Regions from separate parts of the Homo sapiens genome. Here region 2 is linked to region 1. The links are chromatin contacts, found by Hi-C or POLR2A ChIA-PET in ENCODE. All regions are on one chromosome and are shown on one strand. Each heading gives the region's core, a stretch centred on a gene start or an enhancer-like site at or near the end of the contact. The rest is flanking DNA. Distances are from core to core; before and after follow the strand shown. Region 1 overlaps TMEM51-AS1 (TMEM51 antisense RNA 1). Region 2 overlaps TMEM51 (transmembrane protein 51).

The links. Hi-C counts contacts between places; a loop is a spot of excess contacts on that map. ChIA-PET counts read pairs that join two places held with the same protein, here RNA polymerase II (POLR2A). Pooled maps may share reads with other maps.
Region 2: a loop to region 1 is called in a map of astrocyte of the cerebellum, with 9 times the contacts of the local background. The contact joins two enhancer-like sites. A Hi-C loop is called at or near these places in 4 of 168 maps with a recorded cell type or tissue (Caco-2, PC-3, astrocyte of the cerebellum and 1 more) and 2 of 50 pooled maps. POLR2A ChIA-PET finds 5 or more read pairs at or near these places in 4 of 52 experiments (HEK293, OCI-LY7, activated CD4-positive, alpha-beta memory T cell and 1 more).

What each region holds. Positions count from the first base shown.
Region 1 is chr1:15,137,790-15,143,656 of GRCh38, reverse strand. All of the region lies in intron 1 of TMEM51-AS1 (TMEM51 antisense RNA 1), which reads left to right. Among named protein-coding and RNA genes, the nearest start is that of TMEM51-AS1, 12 kb to the left of the region's middle. Within about 2 kb of position 3,761, at least 6 of the 41 ENCODE cell types and tissues checked have a DNase peak (open chromatin) inside an H3K27ac peak, as active enhancers do.
Region 2 is chr1:15,174,646-15,181,120 of GRCh38, reverse strand. The region is part of intron 1 of TMEM51 (transmembrane protein 51); the gene reads right to left. Among named protein-coding and RNA genes, the nearest start is that of TMEM51-AS2, 6.3 kb to the right of the region's middle. Within about 2 kb of position 1,845, at least 16 of the 41 ENCODE cell types and tissues checked have a DNase peak (open chromatin) inside an H3K27ac peak, as active enhancers do.

The DNA.
Region 1 (5,867 bases), core at 2,512-5,011:
TCTAATCTTTTAGTTATTTTAAAATGTACTATAAATTATTGTTGACTGTAGTCACCCTGTTGTGCTATCAAATACTAGATCTTATTCATTCATTCATCTTAATCATTCTAACTATATTTTTGTACCCATTACCCACCCCACTTCCCCTTCACTCCCCATTACCCAGCCCAGTCTCTGGTAACCATCATTCTGCTCTCTGTCTCTATGAGTTCAATTGTTTTAATTTTTAGCTCCCACAAATGAGTGAGAACAGGTGAAGTTTGTCTTTCTGTGCCTCACTTATTTCACTTAACATAATGACTTCCAGTTCCATCCAAAAACAGGCAAAGGCCAGGATCTCATCCTCTTTTATGGCTGAGTAGTACTCCATTGTGTATATGTACCACATTTTCTTTATCCATTAATCTGTTGATGGACACTTAGGTTGATTCTAAATCTTGGCTATTGTGAATAGTGCCTCAAAAAACAAGGGAGTGCGGATATCTCTTTAATCTACTGATTTCCTTTCTTTTGTGTATATACCTAGGAGTGGAATTGCTGGATCATGTGGTAGCTCTAATTTTAGTTTTTTGAGGAACCTGCAAACTGTTCTCCATTGTGGCTATACTAATTTACATTCCTACCAACAGTGTATGAGGGTTCCCTTTTCTCCATATTCTCCATATTCTCTCCTTAGTTTTGTGTTGTTTTTTTGGGCAGATGGGGACAGAGTCCTGCTCTATCCCCCAGGCTGGAGTGCAGTGGTGCAATCTCGGCTCACTGCAACCTCTGCCTCCCGGATTCAAGTGATTCTCATGCCTCAGCCTCCCGAGTAGCTGGGATTACAGGCGCCTGCCACCATGCCCAGCTAATTTTTGTATTTTTAGTAGAGACAGGGTTTTGCCATGTTGGCCAGGCTGGTCTTGAATTCCTGAACTCAAGTGGTCCTCCCACCTTGGTCTCCCAAAATGCTGGGATTACAGGCGTGAGCCACCACACCTGGCCCAGTTCTGTGTTTTGATTGTGATGCTGGTTACACAAACCTACACAAATGATAAAACTGTATAGAATCTCACACACACACAGGAATGTGATCTGCAGAAATGATAAAACCGCATAGCATCACACACACGTGAATATAGGTGAAGCATGAAACCAATGTTATAGAATAAGCTCTGTGGATTATACCAATGTCAGTTTCCTGGCTGTGATATTGCACTATAGCTATACAAGATGTTACCACTGGGGGAGGCTGGGTGAAGGGCACAGAAGATCTCCCTATATAACTTTTTCAGTTTCCTTTGCATCTGTAATTACTTTAAAATAAAGACTTTTAACCCACATAATAAATCATACATAGGGAGATGGGCAAAAAATTATCAAAAGCATGTGCAGTGTTGAAAAAGTTAAATTCCCCAAATTACCAGAGGACGTTTGAGACTCAGACCACAAATCAAGCTGGCAGGAAATAGAACTAGTTTTCCATGACTCAGTCTAATTTATCTTACAAGCCTCCATTCTGCCAGGTGGCGGAAATATTCCCCTCCTCCTTTGGCTGGAATGGCATCTAAGTTCCGAGGGCCTTATGCAGTGCCAAAGGCCCCCCCAGGGGGACACCTGGTCCCTGTTCCCAGGCTGGCTGTCAGCCTTCGGTCTGTGTAAGCCCCTGCCAAGCTGTCCTTCACCCCAAACCCAACACCATGCTGTGCTCGACGGAAACCTGGCAGGAAGACAAGCCACTACCTGGTGTCCTGCAGTTCAAATGCAGTCCTCGTGTGTTTTGTTCGGCCCATAGAGTATTTTAAATCACTACTTGCCAATATTTGAAATGGGGCATTTTCACATACGAGTGTAGATATCTGGGCTAGTCCTCTTTGCACACGTCCCCTGGGGCAGCAATCGGCTGGACCTCACTGTGTGGCAGCTGCCCCTTGAACCTGGGCTTGCCTCCTTGTGGGTTCATCACGGTCCCCACCATTTCTGACCCCTTCATTTGGCTGGATTCACTCTTTTTTTGTTATGTTTTGAGATGGAGTCTCACTCTGTCGCCCAGGCTGGAGTGCAGTGGCACGATCTCGGCTCACTGCAACCACTGTTTCCCAGGTTCAGCGATTCTCCTGCTGAAGCCTCCTGAGTAGCTGGGACTACAGGCACGCGCCATCACACCCAGCTAATTTTTGTATTATTAGTAGAGATGGGGTTTCACCATGTTGGTCAGGCTTGTCTCGAACTCCTGACCTTGTGATCCGCCAGGCTCGGCCTCCCAAAGTACTGGGATTACAGGCGTGAGCCATCACACCCGGCCTGGATTCACTCTTTTACAAAACCTACCTGGCAACATGGAAGCTCGAGGTGGCAGCCCTCACTCTTCCTCACTTCTGTCCCATTTTGGGGTCGCTGGGGATCATTTTTCTCCTCCTGCTCCTTGCTGGGGTACAGAAAAACTTTGCCGTGCTATCTCAGACCCACCTGCCGAGGGATGGCCCTTCCATCTAGGGTCTTGCTGCCTCCTATGCCCACCCCGGGCTCCACACAGGAATGGGTCACCGTGGGACACGGCCCAGGGACCTCGTTCTCGGTTTGCCTTGCTTGCTTTCAGACCTCATCCTCCTGCTATGGGAACTTTTATTTGATCTCAAGAGGCTGAAGCCTTGCCGGTCCGGCGTCTGTGTCCCCTTCCCCGCAGTGCCACATCTGTTCTATCGTCTACCTACACCAGTCCTTTCTGTTTCTCCTCCTCTTCTCGACTGTTGAAAATCAAAAACCAGGACTCTCTGTTTCCCTTTTCCTGCTGTTCACCCCTTCCTGGAGGCAGTAAGCTAACAGCTGCCTGAATTTTAGGATGTTGGGGCAATAGAGAAAACTGGGAATGAAAAACGCATTGATGAATTCAAATATATCACCCTCATCGTCTTTCTTCCCACGCCAGACACTGCACTAAGCACTTACACCCATTCTGTCCCATTTCCACGTCAAAGAGGAAATGGGGCTCAGGGAGATTCGCTGTTGGCCCGAAGTTGACAGCTAGTGAGGGGGCAGAGCTGGTACTTGAACCTGGAGCCTATCCTCTTCACCACTCACTTGCCACAAAGGCGTGGCTTTGTTTCACAGCCCCCCTTCTTGCTTCCCACACTCCAGGTCCCTGTGCATCTCCACAGGGCAGGGACCGGTGGGAATCCTTACCTAGGTGACAGTGAAAGGCTGCTGGTCGAGCTTTTCCTAAAGTCTACCTCTGAGGGTGGCTCACTCATCCCCAGCTGATTGGGGTGGATAGGGTTCCAGTTACTGACACTGTGAAATAGCCTGACCCTTGACAGCCCTCCCTCAACCCCAGCAGGAGAGTCCAGCCAGCCGGAGCAGATAGATCAGCTCCCCGGAGAAGGGCAGGGTTCAAAATGGAAGGACAAGACCAGAGGCTGAGTCACAGCCTTGGAAAATCTAGTTACAGGGTCGGGGGAGAGGCTGGCGGCCGTCAGTTTGTAAATCGGCAGTCCTCCCTGCAACCTGGACAAAGCCATTTCTCGGAAAATCCAATTAGAATTCAGAGCCTTGAGGGCCAGCCTGGATTTTCTGCTGCTCAGCAACCTGCAGAGCCTGGCCCAGCTGGCCCTTGGGCCGTCCCACATCAGAGGGCCCTGATAGCAACAGATGAACTTGTTAGTGGGCCCCCTGACAGCGGCTGTCGCTTTGTACTCGGCAGGAAGGCATTCCTTTGTCACCCCTGGTAGGCAGGAACACCTGATAAGCCATCTGTCTGGCCAGACCTCTGTGCGCCAGCGGGCTTTGCTTGGAGGCTGGTATTCCAGGCCCTGTGCAGTCTGCGGGGCTGGGATCAGTGGCTGAGTCAGTGCAGCCCCAGGCACAGACTGACACACTCTGATGTTTTCAGGTTCTCTTATGGGTGATATTGTTGGACACTTGCACCTGGGACTGATTTGGATGGCGCTATTGACCTACTGACCCTTTATTTGACCAGAAAGGAGAATGGTTTTTTGTTTTGTTTTGTTTTGGTTTTGGTTTTGGTTTTTTTTTTTTTTGTTTTTTTTTTTTTTTTTTTTTTTGAGATGGAGTCTTTCTGTCACCTAGGTTGGAGTGCAGTGGTACAACCTCGGCTCACTGCAACCTTTGCCTCCTGGATTCAAGCAATTCTCCTGCCTCAGCTTCCCAAGTAGCTGGGATTACAGGCATGTACCACCACACCCAGCTAATTTTTATATTTTTAGTAGAGACAAGGTTCCATCATATTGGCCAGGCTGGTCTCGAACTCCTGAGCTCAGGTGATCCACCCACCTCGGCCTCCCAAAGTGCTGGGATTACAGGCATGAGCCACAGTGCCCAGCCAGAATTTTTTTTTTTTTAATTCAATGTAATTCAAAGTTTAAAAATTTGCACTAATTGGGATTATGATATTGTCCTGTTAGAAGCGTCACTGTTTATTTCACCTTATATCACCTTTTAGCTAATACTGGTCACCACCGATAGTGCTGGTACTTAGATTTTGAGTCCTGCATATATGAGGTAGCCCAGCTTGGTGCTGAAGTGCACGGTCCTGTGGCTCAGCTGCCTGGGTTCACATCCCAGCTCTGCTGGTTGCTGACCATGGGCCCTTGGGTGAGTTAGTTAACCTTTTGGAGCCTCAACTTCCTCATCTGTAAAATGGGTTAGTAATAGTCCTGACCAAGTAGACGTCTGTGAAATGTAGAAAGCAATGCTTGGCTCATGAAAAGTTGCTCTCTAAAAAGAAGCTTTCGGCTGGGCAGAGTGGCTCACGCCTGTAATCCCAGCACTTTGGGAGGCCGAGGTGGGTGAATCAGTTGAAGTCAGGAGTTCGAGACCAGCTGGCCAACATGGTGAACCCTGTCTCTACCAAAAATACAAAAATTAGCCGGGCGTGGTGGCGGGTGCCTGTAATCCCAGCTATTTGTCTCTACTAAAAATACAAAAATTAGCTGGGCGTGGTGGTGGGCACCTGTAATCCCAGTCACTTGGGAGGCTGAGGCAGGAGAATCATTTGAACCCGGGAGACAGAGGTTGCAGTGAGCCAAGATCACGCCACTGCACTCCAGCCTCGGCGACAGAACAAGACTCTATGTCAAATAAATAAATAGGTAGGTAGGTAGGTAGGTAGATAGATAGATAGACAGACAGATAGATGGAAGCTTTTATTGTTGTTATTGGAGAAAAGCTCCTAACGTAAGCGAGACTGTTCTGAGTCAGGGAGAGGTTGGAGTGGTGAGGTTGCTGCTCTTGAGTGAGGGATTGGGTTGTTGGTCTCAGCAGACCTGTGGTTTGAATGGCAAGGACACAGTCCTGGTAGTTGAACTAGACTCTCCGCTGTCTCTGCAGATGCTGGAGAACCAACCATGGAGGCTCTGTGGGATTCACCCAGAGAGGCGTAAAGGCCAAGAGGAGAGCACCAGGCTGAGATTTCCTCTCCATCCCTCCTTGGATTATGAACTGTGGGAGGAGATGGGCAAAGGATGAAGGAGGAGGCTACTTAGAGGCCTTGGCTCTCAGGAAGGGGGTGGGAAGATGGGGAGAGGTAGAAGATGAGTGGGGAGCCCAAGCAGCTCTGCCCTGTGTCCTCCTGGCTGCTGGGGCCCCAGTCGCTCAGGAGGAGGAAGCCACGGCCAGACGTGCTGAGTTAATGACCTTGTGGGCTGCCAGGGGAGGTGGGAGCCGCCACCCAGTCTCGTGGAAATTCCCTGATGACGGGTGGCTGAGAACCTCTGTGCACTGGAACCACCCTCTGGTTCTAGGCCTTTTTCTTATTTTTTGTTTCTTCTTTTTCTTGATGCATAATTTATGTTCAGTGAGGTGCAAAATTCTCAGGAGGCTGGCTTGATCAATTTTTTTTTTTTTTTGAGATGGAGTTTTGCTCTTGTTGC
Region 2 (6,475 bases), core at 596-3,095, 39 kb before region 1:
TAACTTGTCCAAGGTCCCACAGCTGGTAGAAGAGGGATGTGAAATCACTCTTGGAACCAGTGCACACAGCCTTCCGGAAGGACAGGCTCTCACTCAGCCAGCGATGGATTCTCCGTCCAGTCTGCAGGGGGTCTTCTGCATTGATCCCCATCCCACAAAGCTGATGACAGCATGGTGCAGTGAACAGAGGCAGGAGTTGAGCAGACCCAAGTTTCAATCCCAGCTCCTCCATTTTCTAGCTATATGACCTTGGGCGAGGGACTTGACCTTTCTGAGCCTTGGTTTTTGCTCTGCAGATAAGAATAGCACCTTGCCTATAGGGTTATTATAAGGATTAAATTAGATAATAATAGCCAGCATTTGCTAAATGCTCCCCGTGCTAAAGGCTCTGTGAGGGAAGAAGTACGGCCACTGTCTTCGTTTTACAGAAGAGGAGCTGAGCCTCAGAGAGGTTAGGTCACTTATACAGAGAAACATAGGCAATCATGGAGAAGTGGGGGCTCTTAGCTCCAGCCTCTAAGAACTACACAATGCATCCGCTCATATAATTAAACATGCCCCCAAAACAATCAGCATAGTGTCTATAACACAAAAGCTCCTCAGCACACAGCCAAAATCATTATCTGGAGGGCTTCCAGGGAGGCAGAAACTGATCAGAGAGTGCCTGTCTGGTTCTGCCCGACGCCCAATACCTGATGTGTGTCTGCAGCCCTGCAAGTGAGTGCTGGCCTCTGTTCCCAGCACAGCGGGCCCTGTGATGCCCGGCACATGGCCAGGATCTGCCTGGTGACTGAGGAGCCTTTGTCCATAGCTTAGAGCTGGTCTTGCTGACGATCAGGAGACAGCCCTGGGACCAGACTTTGACCGCAATTAGGTTTATGCTTAAAAACAGACTAATGGTAAATGCTCAACAACTGCAAAGACTCAGCCATCCTGCTAAAGCCAGAAGAGACTTTAGCAATTAGTGTCTGGTGGTGCCCACCGCAGGCTGGGCATCAACACTCAGCACTTGCTGAGCATGGAGATGCTCGTGGGCCACACCCTAGGTCTGCTGACTCAGTTGCCAGGGCTGGGGCGGAGGCATCTGCCCTTTACTTATTTATTTACTTAAGATGCAGTTTATATATAGTAAAATGCACAGATCTTAGTGTACACTTAGATGCACTTTTGAGAACTGTATATATCCATGTAACCATTGCCCAGAGAGAAGACATTTCCATGATCCCAGAAAGTTCCCTCATATGTGCATACCTTCTTTCAGTCTACCTTTCTGCCTTATTTTAACAGCGGTTAGTTTTGCTTATATTAGAAGGTTTTGCATTTGTTTGTGTTGCTTTTTGAGACAAGGTCGTGCTCTGTCACCCAGGCTGGAGTACAATGGCATGATCTTGGCTCACTGCAGCTTCAACTCCTGGGCTCAAGCCATCCTTCCCGTTTCAGCCTCCCAAGTAGCTGAGGTTACAGGCATGCGCCACCACGCCCGCTAATTTTTATATTTTTTGTAGAGACAGGGTTTTGCCATGTTGCCCAGGCTGGTCTTGCACTCCTGGGCTCAAGTGATCCTCCCACCTCGGCCTCTCAAAGTGATGGGATTACAGGCAGGAGCTATTGCACCGGCCAAAAGTTTAGGGAAGTGGAATCACCCAGAAAGTGCTCTTCTGTTTGCCTTCCTTTGCTCACCCATGGTGTGGCCTGTATCCCGTTTCCTTTCCTTCCTTTAACTTGCTGAGTAGCCATCAGCTGTGTGACTGTATCAGTTTGTTTAGCTGTTGGCCTGCTGAGGGACAGCTGGGATGTTTCCTCCACTAGAGGAAATGCATAATGTCAGGCATAATGCTGCTCTGAACCTCTGTGTACCAGCCTGTGTGAAAAAGGCAGCTGTTTGCCTTTCTCTCTATAAATACCCAGAAGTGCAATTGCTGGGTCACAGGTAGAAGTGCTAATTTTAATCACCTGTCCAGGTGCCACAGCTGCCCAGTTGGGGTGCGATTCCCCAGTCTGTTCTCTTTTAAGCCCCATGTCCAGATGCCAAGCCCCTGGAGGTTACAAGATCTGCTCTGAGTCACAGAGGAATCAGTTTTCCTAACGAGCAGTCCCTGAGTCATTCCACATTTTGATTTCCATTTAGCTTTGAAAGTTGAACCGATTCTGGGTGGTTTGTTCTGACTAATGATGTCAGCCGTTCATATGAGGGCTAAAAGCCCATGGAGATAACACAAGGAAAGTTCCGGCTGCCAAGGCATCAACCAGGTTTCATGCCCATTGAACACACTGCTAAATCGCACCATTCTCAGTCCTTCCCCTAAACTCTCCGCTAAGGGACCTCCAGGGGACCAATGCAGATCTAGCAGAGGCAGTAAAGCAAGGTGGTTAGAGTCAGTGGAGATAAAAATCCAGGTCTGTCTGGATGGTTTTAGGCAAGTTGCTTCAACTTTCTGAGCCTCAATGTCCTCATCTGTAAAATGGGCACACCACCAGTACTAACTCACGATACTGGAGTATATGAGGTATATAAAAGGAGATGGTAGGTGAGCAGCAGATGGGGGTCAGGAAGCAAAGGGAGCAGCAGTTTGAGACCCGGCCGTTATCTGAAGACCCCGGAAGCACTACCTTGCGGTCTGCTAAACATGCAGATTCTTGGGCCAGATGAAGGACTTACAGAATCAGAATGCGAGGTAAGGCCCGGCATCTGCTTTTAATTAGCCAAGTGATCCTGATGCTCACTAAAGCCTCAGAGTCCTCATCCTGGGGTGTGGACCCAAGAGGACTCTGAGGAATCGGCTGAGCTCAAGGATATAGAGACAGGTGGGGTGGGAGGACCAGGAAGGGAGTTAAGGCTTGGAAGAGCCACCATGGGCAACCGAAGGGACCGCTCTACTCCTCCACCAGGACTGTCTCCTGGCTCTGCCCCAGGGAATCCCTCTTCCACCCCTGCTCACCTAGCAAGACTCCAGCCTGGCCACACAGGTCTCCAGCCACAAGGACCTCATGTGGCCTGATGGGTCAACTCAGCTAAGTGCTAAATGCCTGTGCAAGGCAGGCATTATTGAGCCAGGGTCAAAGGTTCTGGTTCTAGGTTCGACTCCCAGCTGTGTTACTTCCTTCCTGGCTGGGTGAACGTCAGTGTGTCATTTCAGCTGGGCCATGAAAAGGGTTTGATAAGTCGTGTCTCCCTAACGGAGTTGCCAGGATTCATCAGCGCGTATGGGTTAGAAGACTTCGCGTGACGTTAGGCATGCTATGCGCGGTTGTTATGCTACAGCGCTGGGCTTATCTCGCTTCCTCTTTAGGGATGGGGATGGGGTTGGTGACCACTGATAACCTGGGAAATATTCTGCAACCCATTCTCTGAGGTTTAACACCGGTGTTCTTACAGTTGCTTCATACAAGGGTGCAAATCATGCAATCTTAATCAATCAATCAATCAATCAAATTTAAAAATCCCCCAAATCTAAAACAATCAAATGCTTAAGAGAAGCATAGACAAGGTCCCAGAGAGACACTGCACGCCCATCACCAATTAACCACAGGGACAGGCCCCCCCCTTCAGTCTGTGACCAACTGCATTTGGGATCCAGCTGCTTGCTCGGGATGAGCTGTTCTCAGTCTGTGTCCTCTTTTGTCAAATGACCATCCCCATTGCTGCAGCATCTTCCACTCCCTGCCCATCCTCCCCGGCCCCTGGTTCCTCCCGACTTCCCTATTCCAGTGCAAGGACATATCACTTTCCTGGTGGCCTGGGCTTGAAATCTCAGTGACCTTGGGCATTCTCTCCCTTCCCTGACTCCACCCCTCTAACATACACACACTCTCTGGTTTCAAACTGGCAGCTCCAGGACTATATCTGGCCCATGGAAGTGTCTTCTTTGGCCTGTGAAGTGTTTGTTATTTATTTTATGTAATATGGAGTAATTGCCAATATTGAGAACATGGGTGATCTTGCATGTAAAACTTGAAAATCTGGCGTCTCTGGCCTAAATTCTCACATGGTGCTGAGTCATGGCTCTGTCCTAGGGAAGGGGCTTGGCACCCCACTTTGCCACAATCCCCACTACTCCCTGCTGCCTCCCATCTGGCCAGACTCTCTCCTTAATATCCCCCACTGGCTCCTTTCAGACATCTGCAACTCCCGCCCATATCCATGTTCAGTTGGCTCCCAAATACGTTGCTTCTTTTTGTCAGAGTCCTTTTCAGTGATTCTTCCTGCCTCATCCATCTCCTTCTCACTTCTCAGGCCTGGCTGATGGTGATAACTGACTCCTCTAAGTCTTCCCTAGCTTTCAGGCCCAGCCATGCTAACCCTCCAGCCACTGTGTCTATCAGAACTTCAGTGTCCCTCACAGCCCACAGGATAAAGCCCCAGCTCCCCAGGGAGGCTGTGAACTACCTCATCCAACCTGAATTCTTTAATTCCTTGACCATGCACTTTGTGCAGGGCCCTGTACCAGGCACCAATGATGCAGGGTGGAGAAAAACATGTTCTCTCTCAGGGGAAGACCAGAGTAATGTCCTGAACATGTCCAAGGAGGGAAACGGTCCTGGGTCTATCTTCCAGCCTCTGCAGCCCTCCACTCTCTGTGTCTTGCCTTTCTCTCCTCCCCTACCCCATCCTGAAGGCCTCTCCTTCCACATCCGGTTCTATTCCCCTTTCTTCCAGAAGCCTCCTGCCATGGCCAGCGGGGAGTGGCTCTCAAGTTCTGTTCATGCAGGTTGTTTGTATCAGCCAATTGCTACCGGCCATTTAGAGTCGTCTTGAGGGTGCTGGTTTCATTCCCGCTTTCTCTCTCTAACTAAAGTTTAACACGCAGGGCTGAACACCTGTGTTCTCACTGCCGCCTCTGGGGCTTTTTATATTTTTCTGGGACTCCTCTAACACTGGGCATAGGACTGTTCACAGGAAGCCTCAACAAATCTCTGTTGACTTCATTCATTCATTTCAATAAACATTGACTGAGCAACCACTGGGTTGTTGGGCACTACAAACACAGAAGTGAACAAGCCAAAGGCCTGTTCTCACAAAGCTTCTCTTTTCCTGAAAGAGACAAACAAGTAAAGGGATAACCTATCACAAGATGTCTGGAAAAGAAAACAGAAGAATGTAAGAGTCAAGGTGGAAGATGGGTTCTTTTGACAGAGTGATCAAGAAAGGGCTTTCAGAGAGGACAACATTTTCACTGAGACTGACACGGTGGCAGCAGACTGGGGAGGTGGGGAAGTCCCAGGCAGAGTGATATGGTTTGGCTGTGCGCCCACCCAAATCTCACCTTGAATTGTAATGAATCCCATGTGTCAAGGGCGGGGCCAGGTGAAGATAACTGAATCATGGGGGCAGCTTCCCCCATACTGTTCTCCTGGTAGTGAATAAGTCTCATGAGATCTGATGGTTTTATAAATGGCAGTTCCCCTGCACAAGCTCTGTCTCTTGCCTGCCACCATGTAAGACATGACTTTGCTCCTCATTCACCTTCTGCCATGACAGTGAGGCCTCCCCAGCCATGTGGAACTGTGAGTCAATTAAACCTCTTTCCTTTGTAAATTACCCAGTCTCGGGTATGTCTTTATTAGCCACATGAGAACAGACTAATACACAGAGGTAGCCAGTGCAAAGGCCCTGAGGCAGAAATCACCTTGGAGGATGGGCAAGATAGAAGGGGAACAGAAAACCACTTAGGAGCTTACAGCCCTAGTTTATTTTATTTTATTTAATTTATTTATTTGTTGAGATGGAGTTTCGCTCTTATTGCCCAGACTGGAGTGCAGTGGTATGGTCTCGGCTCACTGCAACCTCTGCCTCCCAGGTTCAAGCTATTCTCCTTCCTCAGCCTCCCGAATAGCTGGGATTACAGGCACTCGCCACAACGTCCAGCTAATTTTTGTATTTTTAGTAGAGATGGGGTTTTGCCATGTTGGCCAGGCTGGTCTTGAACTCCTGACCTCAGATAATCCACCCACCTCGGCCTCCCAAAGTGCTAGGATTATAGGTGTGAGCCACTGCACCCAGCCTACGGCCCTAGTTTAGAGTCAAAGTTGACAAATGGAGAAGAACTTGTGATGAGTTTGATTTGGGCAGGAGAGATGAAGGGGACAGAGGATTTTAGTGTCAGCGACCAAAAGGATGGTAGGGTGCTGTCCAGACTGAATATTTGTGTCCATCCAAAATTCATATGAAGCTCTAACTCCCAACATATTAGGAGATAGGGCTTTGGGTAGGTAATTCAGGTTAGATGAGGTCATGAAGGTGGTCTAATGGGATTAGTGCCCTTATAAAAGAGACTCCAGAGAGCTCTCTCTGCACACGTGCATCAAGGAAAGTTCATGTGAGGGCACAGTGAGTAGGCGGCCATCTGCAAGCCAGGAAGAGAGCCCTCGCCAGAAATTGAACACTGCTGGGTCTTAAACTACACCCCCCAGAACTTCAAGAAAATAAATTTCTATTGTGTAAGCCACCCAGTGTATGATATTTATATGGCAACCT